Linked DNA regions of Homo sapiens: region 1 is linked to region 2. Evidence: chromatin loops called from intact Hi-C (ENCODE). Cell type or tissue: B cell. All regions are shown on one strand. Each heading gives the region's core, and the rest is flanking DNA. Links, peaks and the distances in the headings are about the cores only.

The links. Peaks named below come from ENCODE experiments on the same cell type or tissue, not always from the same donor. Only the 100,000 strongest peaks of a DNase experiment are listed, where the experiment ranks them.
Region 1: a loop joins it to region 2, with 6 times the contacts of the local background. A loop is called at or near these places in 7 of 110 quality-filtered maps.

The regions. Positions count from the first base shown.
Region 1 is chr12:49,579,251-49,582,161 of GRCh38, forward strand. No RefSeq gene overlaps it. Among named protein-coding and RNA genes, the nearest start is that of MCRS1, 13 kb to the left of the region's middle. In B cell, for the core only: CTCF peaks have their summits at 1,457 (motif pointing left) and 1,657; DNase peaks (open chromatin) are centred at 1,211 and 1,451.
Region 2 is chr12:49,287,171-49,290,081 of GRCh38, forward strand. No RefSeq gene overlaps it. Among named protein-coding and RNA genes, the nearest start is that of PRPH, 6.5 kb to the right of the region's middle. In B cell, for the core only: CTCF peaks have their summits at 1,327 (motif pointing right) and 1,526; a DNase peak (open chromatin) is centred at 1,351; H3K27me3 peaks cover 1,633 bases.

The DNA.
Region 1 (2,911 bases), core at 291-2,790, 290 kb after region 2:
CCCAAAGTGCTGGGATTACAGGCGTGAGCCACCACGTCCGGCCTTCATGACTAGGCTTTCTGAATGGGGTGGGAATTGAAACAGCTTCCAGCTGGTCTCCCTGCGCCCTGCTCCCAGTCTATGCTCATGGTTGCAGCCAGACGATGCTCTTGAATTGAAGGGCACATGATGTCACTTCTCTGCTTAGAATTCTGCAATGGCTCCCATTGCATTCCGGGTGAACAGAGGTCCTTACGGTGGCCTACAAGGCCTTGTGTGACCGGCCTCCCAGTGGCCTCTGCAACGTGGCTCCTCCCACCCTCCCACTCACCCACACCAGGTACCCCGGGCACCTTGCTGCCCCCTGAGTGTGCCAGGCAGGCTCTCACCTCAGCCTGCTCTCCCTGCCTGGCACGCCCTTCCCGCAGCTCACCTCCTCACCTGCTTCAAGTCTTCACTGAAACGTCCTGCCATGCCCTCTCTGCTTTAAATGGTAACACCCACTCCCCTGCACTCTGCTGCCTTATCCCTCTTGAAATTTGTGTTTCTCCATGGAACCTTTTACGTTCTGACATAACTGTGCATTTTACTACTTATTTTTGTTTCTTGTCTTTTCCCCCCATAGAATGTAAGCTTTGTGAAAGCAGTTTTTTGTTTGTTTGTTTGTTTTTTGAGATGGAGTCTCGCTCAGTCGCCCAGGCTGGAGTGCAGTGGCACGATCATGGCTCACACAACCTCCGCCTCCCGGGTTCATGCCATTCTCCTGCCTCAGCCTCCCGAGTAGCTGGGACTACAGGCGCCCGCCACCACGCCCGGCTAATTTTTTTTATTTTTAGTGGAGATGGGGTTTCACCATGTTAGCCAGGATGGTCTCGATTTCCTGACCTTATGATGTGCCCGCTTCGGCCTCCGAAAGTGCTGGGATTACAGGCGTGAGCCACTGCACCTGGCCATGAAAGCACTTTTTAAAAATCTGTTTTACTCACTACAGTATCCCTAACACCTAGAACACTGCCTCATGTTAGGTGCCTAATAGGTACTTGTTGAATGAATGAATGAGTAAATGAATCAATGGGGCCATGCTGCATGCTTGAGGAAGTCCATGGGAAGGGCCTCCTGGCAGAGCTCCTAAAAACTGCTGCCCAAAGGGTCATTTGCAGGGATAGATCTGTGCCATACAGAGCAGAGGACCTGCTGGGGGTAGGCGATCAAGCGAGGAGGAAGGGTCCCCAGTCCAAGGGAGAGCAGACTCCACAACCATGAGTCCTCTGCAGGATCCCCGTGTCCCAGCATGGGTCAGGAATGCCTTCTCCCTCTGCTGCACTTGCTGTCCACGCTCCACCTGCACCTTCCCAGGAACTCACCAGCTCCCCTCCTGTCAGTCTTCCCGCAGTTCCCTCCCTTCTAATTCTTGAATTCCCGGCCCCTCTCCAGGCCAGCTGAGGCCCTTAGACAAGCACTTTGCTGCCTCCTTGTGGCTTCTGCAGGAAAGGCTTCTCCTCTCTTCCAGAGAGTGAGGATACGGGGCGCCTAACAGACAGCCTGGGGGTGATGAGAGAGGAAACCGAATCTTCTTGACCAGTGGTGGCCTGAATCATTGGCAGCTGCCCGCTCACAGCACTGCTGCCTGTGGCAGTGAACTCTGTGGCAGCGCCCTGACTGGTGCACTAGCTGGACTCAGGCTTTGGTTGTTCCAGGCTGCTCAGCTCCTGGGAAAGAATGTGAGGCAGCAGTCAGACCCCAGGGCCTGCCTCAAGGGTCACTGAGGTCAGTGACTAGTGTATCCAGCCTCCACCTGCTCAGCTTCCTCCCAGCTCAGAGGCAATAAATAGTGTTTGAGGGGTGATGAAGCCACCAGCCAGCGCAGGGCCTCCCAGGGTGTGCAGAGAGCAGGGGCAGGGTGTGACACAAGAGCCAGGGCCAGGATATGTAGAACTGGAGCATGGGAGGCCACTCAGCCTCCTAATTGGCTAATTGGCTGGGATGTTACCTGCTTAAGCTAATTGCCCCCAAATGGAGGAATATTCTAGAAGGCTCCTGGGTTATCTAGTGGACCCATAACTTACAAGACTGCCTGAGAAGACTGCTTTATTTTTTACTTTACTGGGTAACTTTTTCTTTCTGGCTGCTTTCAAGTTCTCTCATCTTTGGTTTCAGGTTTGACTATGATATGCTGAGGTATGTTTTCCTTTGTATTTATCTTGCTTCAGTTCTCTGAGCTCCTTGGATCTGTGGCTTCTTGTCTTTAATTTTGGAAATTCTCAGTGATTATCTCTTCAAGTAGCTTGTTAAATATTTCTTCTCCCTTTTTCTGGGACTTTGATCACATGTGTGTGAAACCATTGGTATTGTCCCACACATCTTGGGTGTTTGGTTTGGGGGTTGCTGATTTGTTGCTTTGTTTTTACTCTCTCTGTGTTATAGTTGGCTAATTTCTATTGATCTTGCCTCAATTCACATATTTTTTTGCCTTGCTTTTGTCTAGTTGGCTGATAAACCTGCCAAAGGATTTCTATATCTCTGATGTTAAGATTTTCTTTTCTTTTCTTTTCTTTTTTTTTTTTGAGACAGAGTCTCACTCTGTCACCAGGCTGGAGTGCAGTGGCACAATCTCAACTTACTGCAACCTCCACCTCCTGGGTTCAAGCAATTTTCCTGCCTCAGCCCCCCAAGTAGCTGGGACTACAGGCACGTGCCACCATGGCCAGCTAATTTTTGTGTTTTTAGTAGAGACGGGGTTTCACCGTGTTGGCCAGGATTGTCTCGATCTCTTGACCTCATGATCCGCCCACCTTGGCCTCCCAAAGTGCTAGGATTACAGGCGTGAGCCACTGCACCCAGCAAGATTTTCATTTCTGGCATCTTCAAGTTTCCATTTCTTTTGTACAATTCCCTCTCTCTACTCAAATTCCACGTCTGTTCCTGCATGTTG
Region 2 (2,911 bases), core at 231-2,730:
ACAGAGCGAGACTCCATTTCAAAAACAAAACAAAACAAAACAAAAATTATAAATCAGATTAAGTCATTCCCTGCTTCAAACCCTCTAATGGCTTTTCATTGCATTTAAAATAAACTCTTTACTCTGATTTTAAAAGCCTCGTGATCTTTGACTCCTTGCCATGCCTCTAACCTCACCTTTCCCGCTCTCTTCCCTCATCTGCCTCGCGCCAGCCTCACTGAACTTTCTGCAATTCTTCAAACATGCCAAGCTCATCCCCAGCCTTACCCTTCTGCTCGGGTGATGACTGAATACAATTCATGATTTTCAAGTCCTAGATTGCATGGAAATAGCTATAAAGAATGTTATTGGGGCAATTGAGGGAATTTGAATATGGGCTGTGTATTAGATAATACTGTTATATCAGTGTTAAATTTCTTTTTTGTTAGTTACAAAATTTTTTTACACAAATAAAGGCAAATCGATGTTAAATGTCTTCAGTGGGCTAATCCTACTGTGGTTATGTAGGAAAATGTCCTTGTTCTTTGGAGTTACATGCTAATGTATTCAGAGATTAAATATAATGATGTCTAACACTTCCAGAGGAATTGTGGCAAAACATTGACAACTGGTAAATCCAAGGGAAGGATATATTGGTGTTCATAGCAGCATTCTTTCAACTTTGTCCTGGGTTTGATTTTTTTCAAGATAAAATAGAGTAAAAGATGGACAATTTAAAGAAAAAATATCTTAATCCAGGAATACTTAAAAATCAGTAGAGCATTTGTCAATGCCCTTCTAAAGATTCAGAAGATGTGGGTAGGACCCAGGGGCCTGCCTTTTCATGGCCCGGGTGACCCTCAGGCAGCTGCCCAGGCCACACTTTGAACAGGTTCACTGAGCACTCTGCCCTTGGAGTGTGGCTTGCTGGCACAGCCCATTATTTCCCATTCTCCAGCTGAGGAGCGGCTGGCTGAAAGATCAAGCAGGCGGATGGAGACGTGATTTTACAGTGAGGGTGGAACCGGAGATTGTGGGCACAACAGAGAATGGTGAGGAGTTGCGGAAAGATTTTGTCTTCCTGCCCTGTCTTTTGGCTTCTGGAGGAACAGAGGAGGCTCCTAGAACTCAGGGAATGAATGGAATGAGGGCTCCAAACTCCTCATACCAGTGCTTCTCTGACTCTATTTTACACTCCCTTGGATAAATGTCATCTGTAAACAAACAAACAAACAAAAAAAGAAATCACAATAAGTTTTGAAGTATTCCCCAAATTCCAGTGTTCCAGGATCCTTGAGTCTTGAACTCAACATAGATGCAGACTGAACACGTCAGCACGTCATTCTGACTTCTGACCAGAAGGTGGCAGCAACATACCTCGCTTTATTTTAGGGGCCACCAACAAAGAGATTTTTTGGGTGCCTCACACGCATTCAATTGACCTAGGTCCCGCCGCAGACACCACGGACAAAAAGATCAGTACGATCTTATCGTTGCCCTCAAAGATCATATTGTCAGGGAGCGGAAAGTCAGAGGCAGACATATAAACAGATTACCAGTTACTAGCTGTGTGACCTTAGGAAAGTTACTTAACCTCGCTGTGCCTCAGTTTCTTCAACTATGAAGTGGGAATAGTAATAGTACCTATGTCATAGGGTTACTGTGAGGATTAGGAGTGATTAAATAAATGTGTTAGACCTAGCACTGTATCACTATGTGATACAGTGAGAGAAGGGATGAGCTGGCAGGGATGCCCACAGTGCTCCCTAACTGGAAGCAGTGGAGCCCCAGGTGGAGATAATGGGAAAGAGTTCCACTCTGGTAAAGCCACTCTGTCAGTGGGGACCCTGCAGCCAAACTGGGCTGGGAGAGTCTACCTTCAAAAGTGTGGTGCTGGATCCCTTCCGGCTGAGGCTCACCTTGGGTCCTGCAGGCATAGAGTGAAGAACACCAGCAGGGCCACTCAGGGCCTGATCAACCAGGACGCGCCCTTCCAGAGGAAACCACCACTAGCTCACTGTACAAGCTCAGACATGCAACTTGGTCCCTCTGAGCCTCAGGTCTTACCTAAGTGATGGGGAAATAGGACCACAGGGACCAAGGAACAGTGCTGAGTTCCACATCTGGGACATCGCAAGAGCAACTATAAAGTCAGGCAATTCAGGAGCAGCGAGGACTTGGAGCTAGGGACTCAAAAATAAAGCTGGGGGGCCAGGCATGGTGGCTCACGATTGTAATCCCAGCACTTTGGGAGGCCGAGGTGGGTGGATTGCCTGAGCTCAGTAGTCTGAGATCAGCCTGGGCAACATGGTGAAACCCCCTCTCTACCAAAAGTAGAAAAAAATTAGCCAGGCGTGGTGGTGCGCTCCTGCAACCCCAGCTACTCAAGGACTGAGGCAGGAGGATCGTTTGAGCCTGGGAGGCGGAAGTTGTAGTGAGCTGAGACTGCACCACTGCATTCCAACCTGGGTGACAGAGTGAGATCCTTCTCAAAAAATAAAAATAAAATAGGCCGGGGGCTGTGGTTCATGCCTGTAATCCCAGCACTTTGGGAGGCCAAGGCGGACAGATCACGAGGCCAAGAGATGGAGACCATCCTGGCCAACATGGTGAAACCCATCTCTACTAAAAATACAAAAATTAGCTGGGTGTGGTGGCGTGCCCAGGATGTAGTCCCAGCTACTTGGGAGGCTGAGGCAGGAGAATCGCTTGAACCCCGGAGGCGAAGTTTGCAGTGAGGCAAGATCGCACCACTGTACTGCAGCCCGGTGACAAAGCGAGACTCCGTCTCAAAAAATAATAGTAGTAACAATAATAATAATAATTAATAATAATAATAATAAAATAAATAAATACATAAAAATAAAATAAAGCTGGGAAGACAAAGGAATCCTGGAGAGGACCCTGGACTTCACCTAGGATGTGGAGTGGA